Regions from separate parts of the Mus musculus genome. Here region 1 is linked to region 2. A link is a loop called in an ENCODE intact Hi-C map of the cell type or tissue named here. Cell type or tissue: heart. All regions are shown on one strand. Links, peaks and the distances in the headings refer to the core of each region. The heading gives the core; the rest is flanking DNA.

Region 1 (8,419 bases), core at 1,336-6,335, 59 kb after region 2:
ACCACACATGAGCATTCTTTCACCCCAATTTTCTCTAGGAACATGACTGCCCGCTCTCCTTCCTGTCTCTGGATTAGGTTGTCTCCGGCGCTGCTTCACCGTCTTGGAGACACTCCTGGTCTTGGCCTCAGACCTGGGCTGCTACTTGTTGGACCCGAGTTAGTGTCCTGGCTTTTTCCAGCTCACCATGCCTCCCACTCCTTCCTTAAAACTTCCTGCTTTGTGGGTTTCTGCTCTTCCATATAGTTCTGTATTCTTTCTCTACAGGTGCTGTTTGCTGCACAGGACACCACACATAGACATTTGGGTAACAATCTGCATTAAGAATGATTTTTGGGGCTGGTGAGATGGCTCAGTGGGTAAGAGCACCCGACTGCTCTTCCGAAGGTCAGGAGTTCAAATCCCAGCAACCACATGGTGGCTCACAACCATCTGTAACAAGATCTGACGCCCTCTTCTGGAGTGTCTGAAGACAGCTACAGTGTACTTACATATAATAAATAAATAAATCTTAAAAAAAAAACTTCTCTTGAGTTTGCATTCTATAAAAAAAAAAAAAAAAAAAAAAAAAAGAATGATTTTTGAAAGTGGAGCCCCAGATTGCAACATGAAATATTAACTGGTCAGGTAGATTTTAGGGATGGGGATCCTGAAAGGAAAGAGTCTCATCCTAGTCCTTGGCCAGAAGTTGGGAATTGGCTTCAGCTCTCTTGGCCAGAGGCCAAGATTCCCCCCTCCTCCCACCAAGGAACATATGAGGGTGGCTGACTCCAGTCCTGACGCTGACCCCTCTCAACAACTTTGGAACTAGATCTCTGGTTCTTCATGGTGGAAATGGGTTATATCCAGTCCCTAACTTCATCCATTCCCTAAGTGATTTTAGGGACTGGTTTTGAGTGGAGACCTATGCTACTCAAAACATGAGACACTATCGTGGCCTCCCTTCAGCAGTAATTCAGGAGGGCCTGGAGATCAGCAGCAGGTCAGGAACCTAACTTCCAACAAAAAACGCTGATTCACCGGAGGGCATGTTACAGCGATGGATGGATGGAAGAATAATTATCCCCTTAAATCGATCATGTCCCTTCCTTCTCAGATAAGTCTTTCATGAAGCACCACCAGAACGTACATCCCAGGAGCACCTGGGGCCCGCCTGCCTTTCTGAGTCCTAACGTAGAGAAGGGCCTCGTCCTGAGCTCAGTCTCCTGGTCACACCAGCACAGGTGGCATAGGACTACAAGCAGGGAGGGACGACACCTGAGTTAGACAGGTGGAGAGGTAGCGCTAAGATGACCTTTGAGTGTTCAAGGAAGAGCCAGAAGTAAGGCCCCCTTTGGTTAGTGCTTGGGCAGAAGGACTAGGGAAAGTTCCAGGCTCTGGAGCGGGAGTGGTTGATTGTTATATATCACACTTTATTATTTAAAGGTTTGTAAAGCGGTGGTAAGTTTGTCCAGTCAGGGGGCTGGAGAGATGGCTCAGCGGTTAAGAGCACTGACTGCTCTTCTTTTTTTTTTTTTTTTTTTTTTTTTAAAGATTTATTTATTTATTATATGTAAGTACACTGTAGCTGTCTTCAGACGCACCAGAAGAGGGCATCAGATCTCTGTTAGAGGTGGTTGTGAGCCACCATGTGGTTGCTGGGATTTGAACTTCGGACCTTTGGAAGAGCAGGCGGGTGCTCTTACCCCCTGAGCCATCTCACCAGCCCCTGACTGCTCTTCTGAAGGTCCTGAGTTCAAATCCCAGCAACCATATGGTGACTCACAACCATCTGTAATGAGATCGGATGCATTTGTCTGGAGTGTCTGAGGACAGCTACAGTGTACTTACATATAATAAATAAATAAATATTAAAAAAGATTGTTCAGTCAGTCAAGGGTCTGCCCTGGAAGTACAAGAATTTGAGTCTGATCCACAAAACCACAAACAAGGAAAGCCCTGGGATAGCACATGGCTGCTATTATAGCGCTGGGGAGGAGGAGGGAACCAGTGTACTTGCTGAGCTCCTGACTGGCAAGATCCTGACCCCCCCCCCCCCCCTTCTTTTTTCCAAAAGAAGTAGACAGTGCTTGAAGACCACCACCTGAAGTGGTACACAGGCCAGGGGATGCCCACCCAAAGCCAGAATCTAAGGTCTACTCTGAACAGAAGAAGGCTAAGGAGTGGCAAAGCTGATTTATCTTTTGGGTCCCACATGGAGAAAGGAGAAAATGATTCTTAAGTGGCCTTCTAAACTCCATGCATACACCATGGCCTTCTCCTGTCTCCCAAGAAACCAAGTGCTTTCCTTGCAGAAAAGCAAGAAAGAACTATCCGACTGCCAACAGGAACCCAGAACGGTGGACATGGCACCATGTAGGTGACTTTCATCATGATCAACTGGTAAGCCTAAGGACAGGGGAGGTAGACAGGAGGGCAGGTGTGGGGGGATGGCAAAGAAGGGTGCCAGAGCAGTCACACGCTCACCAGGCCTCTGCACTCGCCCTCCAGTAGCAGCCTCTCCTCAGCCCAGCTCTCCCCACTAACCTGTGTTCCTGCTTATGGTGTCAGCTGTTCCTTATACATCACTCTCCTGTCACTATTGAGCTTTCCTGGCCTGTCCCACAGAAGCCAGGGTCACAGGGCTCATTTCTCTCCAAGCAGTGTGTTCTGTTCTCTCAGCTCTCTGATCTCTTCCTGGATCTTGTCTCCCTGGACAGTGTGGCTGCCAGTAGCCACATTCTCCAGCACTGGGTCCCTGCTCACTCATCACTCATGCCCTACTTCTCACTCACAGCAGTACGAGTCCACAGTCACTCGTGTGACCAGTGCCTTCCTTCCCACCTCAACCCAATCCTTCTCCATGATGACCTGGACCTCCCTTCCACCTCCCACCACTGGCATCACCTCTGTATGAGCCTCAGTCCGGATGATCATTCCACTCATCTACCCTTTGAGTGCAGAACTCATTCATCTAGTGTGCTGCTGGTCTGTTTTCCTAGTGGATAGGGATTTTTTTTTCTTTTTTCTTTCTTTCTTTTTTTTTTTTTTTTGGTCTTGTTTTGTTTTTTAAGATTTATTTATTATTATACATAAGTACACTGTAGCTGTCGTCAAAACACACCAGAAGAGGGCGTCAGATCTCATTATGGGTGGTTGTGAGCCACCATGTGGTTGCTGGGATTTGAACTCATGACCTTTGGAAGAGCAGTCAGTGCTCTTACCCGCTGAGCCATCTCACCAGCCCAGATAGGGATTTTAATCCTTCAAACAAAATTGTTCCATGTCTTTTTAAATTTATGTGTATGAATAATTTACATATTACTCCTCCCCTCCCCTTCCCTCCCCTCCTTTCCCCTCTCCTCTCCCCTAAGTTCTCTTCACTTGCATGGTAAACACATAAGACATATGTATAAAGGACATACAAGTGAAAAGCTGCTGGCCTAGGATGGGCTCCATGGTAGAGCACATACCCTGGGTTCTATCCCAGCACCATAAAATCAAACAGAACCAACAGACCAGGGATGTAGCAGCACATTTCTAAAACTTCACATCAGGACCTCCAGGTCATCCTCAGCTTCAAGGTGAGTTTGAAGCTAGCCTGGGCTGTTACCTCCTTCTAGCCTAGCAAGGCTGGCTGTGACCATCTGCCGCTTAAGCTGAGCCACCTGCTGTGCTGCTCCTTTGATGTGCCACTACCTGCCCAGGCCCAACCTGCCTGAGGCCTAACAGGTTCTCTTCCAAGATTTTCCGGAGTTAGCACGGAACTGTGATCTTCGTGAGTTCCCACTAAAAGGCTGACCTATCTACTTCAAAGAAACTTTGCACGCCTAGAGATGGGCCTCCCCTCTTCTTTATAAAGCATGTTTGCTGACATTAAAATTGAACCTTGATCAGAATAACTGTCTTGGTTTCATATTTCTCTCGCGCTGCCTAGCTCCCTCTTCTCTTCCAGATTCCAAAATGCCTGTCCAGAACAGAACTCAGACATGTGAACCGCTGGCCAGACACAACACTGGGCTACATAAGATCCTTTCTCCTTCACTCTCAGACACAGAACAAAACAAAACAAAATGCCATTCAACATTAATTCTACTCTACAAAAGTGAATCTTATCTAAATTTATCAGTAGAATAAACATTGGGAGAGGTGACCCAGTGACTGAGGGCTCAGTAGAGGACCCAGGTTTGGTTCCCAGTGTCTACACCTTTAACTCTGATTCCAAAGGATCTGATGCCCTCCTCAGGCCACTGTGGGCACTGAATGCACAGGATGTAGATGCAATATATGCAGGGAAAGACATACACATAAAATAAAAATAAATCTGGGGTAGAGAGATCGCTTCAAACAAAAGAAAACTGGCGGCTCTTCCAGAAGACAGCCTCAACACCCACATGATAGCTTATGACCATGTTATTCCAGTCCCAGGGGATCCAACTCCCATTTCTGACTTTCACAGGCCCTAGGCAAACACTTGGTACACAGACATACATGCAGCCTGTATTAGCCAGGGTTTTCTCTAGGCGCTACAAGAATAGAACAGATAGAGTGGTTTACAGGCTCTGGAGTCAAGCTGGTCCAACAGTAGGTGTTTCCTTGACAGGAAGTTCAGAAAGTGTTCAGTCCACGGGGCTGGATGGCTCAGCTAGTCTGCACTACTTCACTCTGTAGGAATCCTCCAGTAGGCTCTAATAGCAGTGAAGGGTGCCTCAGCAGCAGGATCTATGAAGTTACAGTGAGAATGAGAGTAAGCAGGTAAAAAGAAGTGCCCTTTTCCCATTGCCTTTTTATAGGCTGTTGCTAGACGGTGGCGCCAGATTTAGGGTGGGTCCGCCCACTTCAAACGATCTAGATTTAAGATGAGTCTTCCTACCTCAAACGATTCAGTGAACTAAAAACCCCTTACAGATGTGCCCAGCTGCTTGAGTTTTTAGTTTAAAGAAATCTTACACTTATTTTGTGCTTGCGGAGGTCAGAGGCAGCCTGCTGGAGTTGGTTATCTTCTTCCATCATGTGAATTTCTGGGACTGAATTCAGGTTACCAGAGTTGGTTCCAAGGGCCCTGACCCACTGAGTCATCTTGCTGGCACCTTATCTGTATTTTGAAGTGAGAGACAATTTGTATCTTCTTTTTTGAGGGCTGGACATAACTATGGGCCTTCCTAAGAGCTTGCTGGGCAATAGCTCTTCCACTGAGTTACATCCTTAGCACCACCCCTCCATTTTTTTTTTTTTTAATTTAACTACTTAAGACAATTTTACTAAATGACCTGGCTACATAATTCACATATTCAGGGGAATCCTCGTAAGAATTGCTCGTCACTGGGTATTTCATCTTTTCTTATGCTGCTGCTGAAATACAGCCTTTTGTCACAGTCTACATTGTGGGAAGGCCACCAGACTTCTGCTAATTTTGTGTCACTTTTCATTTGTCTCTCTTAGGTTTTCTAGGCAAAAGTTCCCTCAATTCCAACCTTAAAGCTTCTGTGTCTAGCTGCCCTTTTTGTTTGCCATTATTTTCTCTGTGTTGTTCCACATTAACTTTCACTCTGAGAAGACTCTGAACAATGTTGGTGAGTGAGAGACTGGGCAGAAACGAGGAGAGTGAAAGGTCCTTACGATTGGCTGATGGCTCACTTAACTTGTGCCTGTAGTGGAGGAAAGAGAAGGGGCAGTCCTGTGAGGGTGACCGGGTTCCTTTCTTTTGTCTGATTTGCTACCTGTCAAAAGCTGCTGAGCCGTCAGGAGGAGAGTGTCATCTACATAGCCAATGTATTAGTAAAGTAATTTAAAGGCCAATTAAACTAGTTTTATTCAAAGTAAGTCTACATTAAATTACAATATTAACAATTTGTAGACACAATGAACTTAAAAATAAGAAGTAGAAATAGAAATCTATTTGGTCTTTCAGAGACCACATCATAGAACTCATAAATGAAAATGTACAAATATAGAAATGATACTTAAAGAGAAAGGGTTTTAATATGGGGGCCCAAAAAGATGTTGTATCTTAAACATGCATGTTTCAAAAAGGGAGAATCCTTTAATAATTTAGCATAAAATCGAGTTATATAAACTTGGTATATTCCAGAAAATATTGCTTTAAACACTTATACATGATCAAAATTCCTTTGGTAGCTTTTAATCAAAATGAAACATGCTACTTTGTAAAATATAAAGTACTTTTAAATGTTGCAAAAGTGTCTGTCATCATCACCATGCCAACACCACTATGGAGCCTCGTTCTCGCTGCCCAACCCACCTGTACACACAGTATGTCTCCAGGAACCAACAATTCCTTTGCCTTTTGACAAACATAACTAAACTCCATATAGTGCCAGGGCAGAGATCCAAGACGGTCTCTGTGCAAGACTATAAAACCAGGCCCGATTTTATTATGGTAATCACACAAACTGCAACTTCAACAGTCAAACAGCAGTCACCCCAAAGCCAAAACCAGGACCTCCACACTCAACCAGCATGGAAACAAACATGAAACCCCCAAGCCCCTCAACAAACGACAAGCAGCCCTCTGGGTGAGCTGTGTCTCATGACAGACATGATGTCCTCTTGGCACATCAGGGACCTCATTTAGAAACCTGATTTACAGAAGCCAAAGTTTCCAACTTTCTGAAAATACACAGAAGAGAGGCCAATGCTCAGGGTGCAGAGATCCGAGTGGCAGCCTGGACAGTTTCTCCCCAGTGCCCCAGCCCAGGGCTCTCTCTTTCTCTCTGAGTCTTCATGAGGGGAAGAACACAGCAGCTAGGGTAATTCCACTGTGTCCCACAATCACACACACAACAAACCAAGCCCGTGGCTTTCTGCCAGAGGAACGAGAGCTTGTGAAGGAACTTCTCAATGCGAAGTTAGAGAGTAACAGAAACAATAAAGAAGTAGGGGAAGAAGCAGGGAGGGAAGATGGGTGTCATCTCAAAGCCCTTGCGCCCTGGGAAGGATGAGCCAAGAACCACATCCTCTGCTCCGAATCCAAGCGTCCACAGTCGGGGCAGCTGCAGGGACCTGGAGACGGCACAGCAGCTTCACTCTCAGGTGCTTCGTGTGTGTGTCTCACTGGGAGACGACAGTCAGCTGGTGCGTCATGCCACGTAGTGGTACTGATTTGGACTGTCTTTGTCTCGTTCCATATAGTCTCTGTCTATAAGTGACTCAATCCTTTTTTTCAAATCTCCAGGCTAGAAAAGAGAAATCAGACATTTTAGGATAGGGCACTGAACCTAGAAACACAGACCCAACATTCTGTATGGAACATGTAACAAAAATATGCAATGCTACAACAGACGTGTACACACACACACACACACACACAACCCCTGGCTTCTCCTCACATGAGCATGCAAACAGACTCTATGTTGCATGCTCTCACATATTTAGAAGGAAAATCTGATCATGCTTTGCTGGGGCATTCTTACTTTGCTGCTATTATATATTCATACTCTTCCTTTTGTGTGTAAGAGCGTGGGCACATGGCATAGACCAACCGTAGGACTTGGTTCCCTCCTTCCTCCTCTGGGTCTCAGTGACTGAGCTTGGGCTATCAGGCTTTGCTATCAGGTGCCTTACCTGCCTTACCCTCAGGGCCCTCGTGCTGCTCCTGCTCAGAGTCTGAGCTATTGTCCATGAACTCACTAAGTAGCCCAGGTTGGATTCAAACTTGCAGCAATCCTCCTGTATCAGCCTCCCTGAGGTAAAGGTTATAGGTATACACCATCTCTAGCCATTCACTCGTGTGAAGCACTTTTTCTATGTGCTCAGCCTCCTAGTCAGTCCATGCTTACCAGATATGGCACATCACAGTACAGCCACACATTCTGAGTGTTTTTCTAAGTTACTGCAAAAGTGTCATTGTCACTATGTAGGTCTTACTACAGAGCCTGTTCTCACTGCTTTGACTTGCCATGTGGATAGAAAGCAGGGGACCAGCCACATATACCAGCCCTGCCTTTGTTGTTTTCTTTTGTGAGACAAGATCTATCCTTGTAGTCCTAGCTGTCTTGGAACTCCCTATGTACACCAGGCTGGACCCAAATTCACGGAGGTCTGCCTGCCTCTTCCCCTGAGTGCCAGAATTAAAGGTGTATACCGCTATACCCAGTCAAAGAACTCAGTCTCTGTGCGGATGACTAAAACCAAGGCCAAGTCCACAGCCTTAGAATGTCTCTGCCATCACTTCTGCTGCAGGAGGAAGCAGAGCACTCAGACTTGGAAGCAGGGGCCTTCTGCTGAGGGAGCATCCTTTCCCAAACAGCAAACCCTTCTCTTCATGGGCAGCCCATGCCTGTTACAAGATATGGCTGACCATACAATTAGCTATAAAGCATGGGAGCTAGAGCTTTGCCCATTTGCACATGACACTCTACACTTAATTACCAGGTTACAACATTTGCAAACTGACAAACAGATGCCCTGACTTGGGGTA
Region 2 (8,419 bases), core at 1,157-6,156:
CCAGAATTAAAAGGCATGGTACTTAAGACACAGTTCTGTGGTCAAGAGCATTTGCTGCTCTTGTAGAGGACCTGGGCTCAGTTCCCAGCATATAGTGCCTTACAACTGTCTGTAACTCCATTCCCAGGGGTGCCGATGCATTCCTCTGGCCTCCTTTGGTACTTCATGCTTGTGGTGCATGTATATGCATCAAAACACTCATAAAAGAAAAATAAAGAGGGCTGGAGAGATGGCTCAGCAGTTAAGAGCACTGACTGCTCTTCCAGAGGTCCTGAGTTCAATTCCCAGCAACCACATGGTGGCTCACAACCATCTGTAATGGAAGCTGTTGCCGTCTTCTGGTGTGTCTGAAAATAGCTACAGTGTGCTCAAATAAATAAATAAATCCTTTTTTAAAAACAGAAAAATAAAGTCTCAAACACAGCAGCAGCAACAGGCAACAAAATTTATTTATTTATTTATTTATTGTTTTTTGTTTGTTTGTTTGTTTTTGTTTTTGTTTTTCCGAGACAGGGTTTCTCTGTATAGCGCTGGCTGTCCTGGAACTCACTTTGTAGACCAGGCTGGCCTCGAACTCAGAAATCCGCCTGCCTCTGCCTCCCGAGTGCTGAGATTGAAGGCTTGCGCCACCACACCCGGCTGACAAAATTTATTACAAGCGAAGAATGCACACACACATAGGTACACAAAAACACAAATAACACACAGAGAGAGAATTAGAAACAGAGAGACAGAGGCAGAGAGAGAGAAACAGAGAGAGTCAGAGAGTAAAGTACAGAGAGAAAGACTCTCTGCAAAACAGAGAGGACACTGATAGCTAAATTCCCTGGGCCAACCTAGGTCTTTTAAATTGTTCTGTTGTTTTGGTAGCACAGGGCAAATTCCCCTCCCCTGATAGTGGGCTGTTCCGTTTAAACAAAGAAAGGGGAGTATATATGCCCACACTTTGGGTAAGCATGCTTAGGACAGGCCTTGTACATATCTGACCAGCTTGAACGGGAACGGGAGCGCTGGAAGGATCCCCCCCCCCAACACCCCCATAGCATCCCCAGGCCTTTTTTTTTTTTTTTTTTTTTGGTCTCAGGTCGGGAGAACCCGTTTGCCACCATGATTCTCTCTCTGTGACCTTTCCCATATCTCTCTGCCTTCTAGGGATGATGTTTATCTTCTGCTCCCGCAAAAGGAGAGAACTGACCCCTGAAAGTTGTTCCTCCACCTCTGCACCATTGTGTTCGGTGCCCCCCAAAACAAATCAACAAATAAATACATAGAAGAAAAAAAATTAAATACGAAAGTATGCTCGTCTTTTCGATGACTCTGACAGAAGAAAATCAAAGTGTTCTATTTGCATACTCAGAGCTCTTCCGAGTCGCTGAGCCCCTTGCGGACGCTCCTCGCAGTCTTCTGTGGTGGAGCTTTCTTCTGCAGACCCTGACCTACCAAGTGGGAACTTAGCCAATAACTCAGAAGAAATGGAACAGCCCGAGTGCATCTGGTGAAGCGCCTGAGACAAAAGTAACAAAACTGTGTCCACGCTGAAACAAAAAGTAACAAAACCATGTTCACACCCTGGGACCTACACTCCCATCACCCTTGATGACAGAAGATGAAGGAAATAAAAAAACACAGAGGAAAGTGAGCAGGGTTCTATCAGGTGAGGCATCTGGATGGACAGACAGCACACAGGAGTGGCAGTGCCTGTGCAGAGCAGGAAGCCGAGCTGTGCTGTGGGAAGAAGGGGATGGTGGGGATGGATGCGCAGCTATTGAGCCAGTCTTTAGTCCACACTCAGGACGATCCCAAAGCTGTTGTTTGTACTCTGCCAGCTTTAAGAGGGTATGGGCTGGGAAGATGGATCAGCCGCTAAAGGACTGCTCAGTCAACCGGGCTGGAGGTGGAATCCCAGCACCCATGTGGAGTGGCTCATAGCTCAAGCTCTGGGGTGTATCTAAAGTCAGCTATAGTGTACGCATATAAATAATAATAAATAAATAAATAATATTTAAATAACCAGTACCCCGGAGCTCTTAACTCTAGCTGCATATGTATCAAAAGATGGCCTAGTCGGCCATCACTGGAAAGAGAGGCCCATTGGACACGCAAACTTTATATGCCCCACTACAGGGGAACGCCAGGGCCAAAAAGAGGGAGTGGGTGGGTAGGGGAGTGGGGGTGGGTGGGTATGGGGGACTTTTGGTATAGCATTGGAAATGTAAATGAGCTAAATACCTAATAAAAAATGGAAAAAAATAATATTTAAAAATTAATAAAAATAAAAACAAACAAACAAACAAAACACAGTGCAGCCCTGACATTGGTGGACAGGATTCAGTAGGGGTGGGAGAGGCTGGGAGCCAACACTGTCTTTTGCCTATGCTTTCAGACAGCTGTAAGTAAGGCTTTGGCTTAAGGAGTGGCAGGGGTGGAACTGGCTGTTGATAAATGTCAACAGCTTCTAAAAATAAACAGGCCAGAGTCCCAGTGCTCAGAACTTGTGAGGTTAGTCCCCACTGGAGTGCAGGCCACCCTTTATGGGCATCTGAGCTTCTTGCTTTGACCTTACATCAAGAACAAGAACCCTAATTAAGTCAGCTTCATTCAGGGTTAGTCCCTGGCTTCCCAGTGCCACCTCCAGTCTACGCCACAAAGACACCAGGCTGCTACTTGACAAATGGCCAAGCTGCCCGCTGTGCTTGACGTGTGTGTTTACGACACACCAGTCCCCAAGATTATGTACCAGATGCTAATGCACAGGGAGGGCATGGCTTGCTATAGGTGCATGCTTGTAATCCCAGCATCCAAGAGTCTGAAGCCGGAGAATCACCAGAAGTGTGAAACCAGCCAGGGCTATGTAGTCTGACTATCTGAGTTCAATACCTGAACCCCACACTGTGGAAGAGATTGTTGGATAAGAGAACTGTCTCCAGGGAGCTGCCCTCTGACTTCCACATGTGTGTGTGCAAGAACATGCATGTGCACCTGTGCATGTATATGTGCACACAGGCACACAATAAATAATAACACAAATGAATGTAAAACAAAGAAATAAACCCAAATCAGGGAGATGGGCAGGAGCAGGGGGAGAGGTTGGTCAACCAAAAGCAAGCATGTTTGAAAAATGTCACGAGGGCACCTGTTACTTTCTATGCAAATCAAAAATATTAAATTAAACTTAAGCTAGATTGAGAAAGAAGGGCAGGCGTGCAGCTGGCAAGCTGACGGATGCTCTCCAGGCTGCTCTGGCCAGCTGACAGGGGAGAGGCAGGGAGAGTCGCATTCTCCATGGGGGAGGAGCCTCTTGGCACAGATGTTCCCTGTGGGGAGGAGCAGGTGACTTCTTCAAGGAACAGGGTGAGGCTGACAATTCTGCATTTTCCGGAGGCCTGACACCACCCAGGATTCCGTTAAACCCACCAAGACATAGACCCAACCCTGGAAGCTGGACCAAGCCTTTCTCAGTGTCTCATTTCCAAGGCTGATAAATACTGCAACCTATTAGTTTTCATATTTAGGTATCTCAGAAGTAGCATTTCCTTACAGGGACCACAGTCTCCAAATGTGCTTAGTCACTGTTCTGCAGCAGGGCAAGAAAGCCAGAGGCACTGTTGTCCCTAGATGGTCCCACTGTTCCTGTGTCTAAACAGACACTGCCAAGGCTGGCTGCTCACACCCAGAAGGTGGCAGTCAAAGCCTGTACCCTGCTCCTTCAATTCTCTCTCTCTCTCTCTCTCTCTGAATTATTTATTTTATGTACATGAGTATACTGTAGCTATTTTCAAACACACCAGAACCAGAAGAAGGCATCAGATCCCATTATAGATGGTTGTGAGCCACCATGTGGTTGCTGGGAATTGAACTCAGGACCTCTGAAAGAGCAGTTGGTGCTCTTAACCACTGAGCCAGCCCCTCCTCTTCTTCAAGATATAGTCTCACTAGGTGGCCCAGGTTGGCCATGAACTCCTATATAGCCCAGGCTGGCCTCAAATTCATAATCCTTCTGCCTCAGCATCCCTAGTCCAGGCATGACTAGCTATACCTGATCTATACGTGATCTAGTCATGAGCCGCCATGACTAGCTATACTGGTCTATTTTAACATTTTATTATCACTGTGTGTGCACATGTGTGTGCTCGTGTGAGTGTGGGTGTATGAGTGCCACACTGTGTGTGTGAAGGTCAGAGGACCACTTTCAAGAGTCGATTCTCTTCTTCCACTGGTTTTGGGGCAGGGTTTCCCTTCTTGTTTCTGGCATGTAGTGTGCTCCAGGTAAGCTGGCCCAAGAGCTTCTGTCTCCATCTTTCGTCTTGACATAGAGCTGCTGGGGTTACAGATGTCAGCCATTGTATCTGGCTTATTTACACGGGCTCTGGGGATGGGGCTCAGGCCATGAGGTTATGTGAACATTTGGTTTTTTAACCTCCTGAGCCTACTTGCTGGCTCTGTTTTAATTTTTATTATTTCTCTTTATTTTGAGACAGGACCTCATGTCTCAAACCCAGGCTGGCCTCAAACTCCTATCAAATCAAAACCATAACACTTTCTCTCTCTCTCTCCCTCTCTCAGAGAAGATAAGAGACGTTTATTTTGGAGATAAATGTGAGTGACCATGGCCGTGACCATGGAACCCAGAGAGAGTTAGTTTCCCCTAAATTCTGGGTTAACAGTGTGGAAGCAGTTTTACGAAGTTTCTCTAGTAATGGAATAAAGTCATAAATAAATAAAAATGAATCAAGGTGCTTTTCAAATACATTGTTGGGAGCATCAGAGAGGCTGGCTACAGGAAAACAGAGAACCCTGTTGTAGGCCTCACGTACTGATGGTACCTTCGGGTTTGGGCTGGTGGAAGCGAGTGAATATTTTCCAAAGGGAACCTGGTTCTCTATGCATTCCAGGTGCTCCACCTCTGTCACATAGCTTCGAGGACTGTCAGGAGAGATTAAAGATGGCCTGAGATAAGTTGGCTCTGAACTTGCAACATTCCAACCTCTCCACATTGGTTGATCAGTCTCCTCGCAGAAGGTTCAACTTGAAAAAGCAACTCCTTTCTGGGAAATTTCGTGCATATTCCCCAAGAACTGTCAAAACCTAATTGAGATAGGCATACATTTACATGAAATGTAGAAGTCAAAAAGAAAAAAGAAACAATATCATCTCGTTATCCTGAAGCCATGGGAGGAGAGGCAGGGTGTGTGGTGGGAATATCTGGATGACAGTCCTTCCACAGGACTGCTAGGGAAATGTGCTTTTCCTTTGGCTTTCCATGACAGGGCTGTGTTCTGTCTGGTCATGCTGTCCAGAGGTGGAGAACCACAGTGACCCAAACTCTGAACCAGAGAGGTCTTCTGTCCCCCAGGGAATTGTCAATAGGTTGTCTGCCTAGCTTTTTCTTTTCCTACTCCTCTCCCCACCCCTGCCTCCTTCCCCTCCCCCTCTCCCCTCCCCTCCCCCTCTTCTCTCTCCTTCCTTCTTCCTCCTCCTTCCCCCTTCCACTCCTCTTCTCCCAATCCCCAGACAAAATCTTACTCATACTCCTCTCAAACTAGTAATTCCCCTGCCTCTGCCTCCCAAATCATGGGATTAGCAGCTTCAGAGACTTTCATCTCTAATCTCTCTCAAGGGCCTTCAGAATGCTGTCAAGGCAATTCCACCCAGGGAAGAATATGGTAAAAAACAGTGTGGTGTCCTTAAAAGGGACAGATGCTTGTCTCCTACTTGCTAACCTCCCCACAGAGATAATCAGGCCACAAGAGGCTGATGGGAGTAGGCTCTGCCTACAAGGATGGGGGTCAGCTCTGGGCCAGTAGGTTATAAAGCACGTGCACGGTGATGTCAGAAGGAAACCCATTATTTTATATGACTAACACACACTCTGTTTTACAAGCTGCATTTGGAGCCAGTCCCCAGCTTCATGATGACCCTTCGGAGATCCATTCAGGGAACTGGCAGGTCTGGACCCACCCAGCTTCCCCAAGCCCCACCCATTCACCACCCTAAACCTGTTTGCTTTCTTTAAAGTTCCCTTGGATACAATCTCAGGGGATGGGCTGCCAGGCGCTGGGAGTGCCTTTTGCATCTGCTCAGGTGACTCTACATTCGGTGACTTCAGGATCTCTCTCTCTTTTTTTTTATAGAATTATTTATTATATGTAAGTACACTGTAACTGTCTTCAGACACAACAAGAGGGCTTGTCAGATCTCATTATGGATGGTTGTGAGCCACCATGTGGTTGCTGGGATTTGAACTCAGGACCTTTGGAAGAGCAGTCAGTGCCTCTTTCAGTGCTCTTAACCCCTGAGCCATCTCTCCAGCCCCAGACTTCAGGATCTCACAGGGATGAAGTCGCCAGCTCAAAGGCATGGGGACCTGAGGTTGGTCATGCTGCCACCCTGCTTTCTCCTGTAAGTCAAGTGACCTGTTGAAGTCACTCTCACAGGTCTGGCTGAGCTAAGCCAGTCCTTCCTAAGACCCTGAGGCTAGGGTGAAGTGGTAGCCTAGATGGCCCCTATTTAGACCCCTACTTAGGCCCTGTGTAGGCCTCACCCAAAGTGCTAAGTAGGACCTGGGAAGTTCTGAAGGAGAGGATCTGAAGATTCAGGGTTTTGCTTGTTTGTTTTCTTTTGTTTTTGAGACAAGGTCTCACTCTGTAGCCCTGGCTGGAACTCAGTATGTAGACCAATAGACCAAACTGGCCCAGAACTCATAGACTTACCTCAGGACTCGTAAGTGCTGGTATTAAAGACATGCACAATCTGAACATTTTCTGGGGTCACTGGGGTCCCCCTCTAAGCTGATCCATTCATCACTATTCATGGCTCTGCACTGCCCCACTGCCTGGACACGGAAGCAGTAACTCTCCTGAGCCCTTTGCAGAGAAAAGTGTGCACTGTGACCTGGTCCTCAGGACCGCAGCATCTGGACAGGTGGCGTGCGTCCTGCCTCACTTCTACATTAGGAAGCTGCCCAGGGCACAGGGCTGGGGTGGAAGCCAGTGGAAGCTTCCAAGAGGAAGGATGGAAAATTTCAAACACAAACAAAAGTCTCCCCAGAGGATCATCCAGCCACAGCAGATGTTATAATTCTTCTCCTTTTTATTTAGCGGAAGGGTTTCATGTTAGCTTTTGTCTGTCTGTCTGTCTGTCTGTCTGTCCTAGTGCTGAGGGTCAAAGGCAAATGTTCTACCACTGGGCTGTCCTGCTGCTGGCCTTAGCCCCCGTCAGTTGGAAGGTCTTTAAAGCCGCGTGCAGACTTTATGTTCTTCTCTTGTGAGATTGCTCAAGAGCCTGCCAAAGGCACAGAAGCTGAGGACTGAGAGTGGTTGGCAGTAAGTGGTAAACTTATACCTGAGAAAAGAGCAGTGTGTGAGAGCCCTGACCATCCTGGCTGTAAGGTCACAGGTCACGGGAGGGACAGAAAGCTTTTCTGTCAGAATCAGAAAAGCGGGTGTGGCACTGGATGAAGGGTTGTCGAGAGAACTTGCTGCCCAGAGGGGCCCTGCTCAGAGTAGGGTAAAGGCGAGGGACAGAGCCACGTGGATCAGCAAAGACACCTGCGTAAGCTTTTTGAAGCAGAGGGCAGGGCTGGAGGGCCTACGTCTGGCTTGTCACATGAGCTATGGTCAGTTGCATCCAAAGTACTAGGCAAGGAGCTGTTTCTTTCAGCACAAATCAGGGATGTTCATTATCCATCTGCTTTCAAGCTAACGGGGGATAGATGAAGTCCAACGAATCATTCTTTTAATAAAAATAATTAGCTGAGGAGGGAAGAAGGAATCATGTCTCCACCCATAGCTGAGGAGCCAGCTGCTGGCTTCAGGAAGAGGGAGAGTCAGTTCCTTTATGGGCGTGGCCCTTAGGTTAGTCACACTCCACTCATGGCCACACCCACGAGTTTATGGGTAGAGCAAAATAGACTGAGGAGGACACAAGGAAAAGGGAGTGGCCAGGAGTGGTGGACTAGCAGAAGAGAGTGCTTGCTGCTATTGCAAAGGACCTGGGTTCAGTCTCCACGACCACATGGTGGCTCATGACTGCCTGTAGTCATTTCAGTTCTAGGAGATCCAGAAGTCTTCTGGCTTGCAGGGGCACCTGCGCACATGGTAACCTGTGGCCCATCAGGGTGTCGCACACTTTGCTTTGTAATTTCTGTGAGGAAACTGTAGACAACCCAGCCCCACTTAACTGGTCTGAGAGTTCTGAAAAGAATGGTGTATGACAGACAGACTGGATCAACAGCTTCAAGCAGCCCTGGGCGTCCTCTCTACCCCCAACTCCCATATGACAGGCAGAGTGTGTGGTGGTTCAAATGCTAACCACCACCACCCCCCCCCCCTCCCCGGCTCATGCTTGGTCCCCAGTTGGTGGAACTGTTTGGAAAGGATTAGGAGGTGTGGCCTTGTTGGAGGAGGAGGTGTGTTACTAC

Evidence for each region. Peaks named below come from ENCODE experiments on the same cell type or tissue, not always from the same donor. Only the 100,000 strongest peaks of a DNase experiment are listed, where the experiment ranks them.
Region 1: it touches region 2 in a loop (2.1-fold over the local background); 16 of 42 quality-filtered maps call a loop at or near these places.

The regions. Positions count from the first base shown.
Region 1 is chr8:13,145,288-13,153,706 of GRCm38, reverse strand. Cul4a (cullin 4A) reads right to left here. Exons shown (of 20, transcript NM_146207.3): 20 at 5,767-7,175. The coding sequence ends at 7,080. Among named protein-coding and RNA genes, the nearest start is that of Lamp1, 9.7 kb to the left of the region's middle. In heart, for the core only: a CTCF peak has its summit at 4,215 (motif pointing left); no DNase peak of the experiment used is centred there.
Region 2 is chr8:13,204,030-13,212,448 of GRCm38, reverse strand. No RefSeq gene overlaps it. Among named protein-coding and RNA genes, the nearest start is that of 2810030D12Rik, 7.5 kb to the right of the region's middle. In heart, for the core only: a CTCF peak has its summit at 3,660 (motif pointing right); DNase peaks (open chromatin) are centred at 2,488, 3,288 and 3,576; H3K4me3 peaks cover 204 bases; H3K27ac peaks cover 4,464 bases.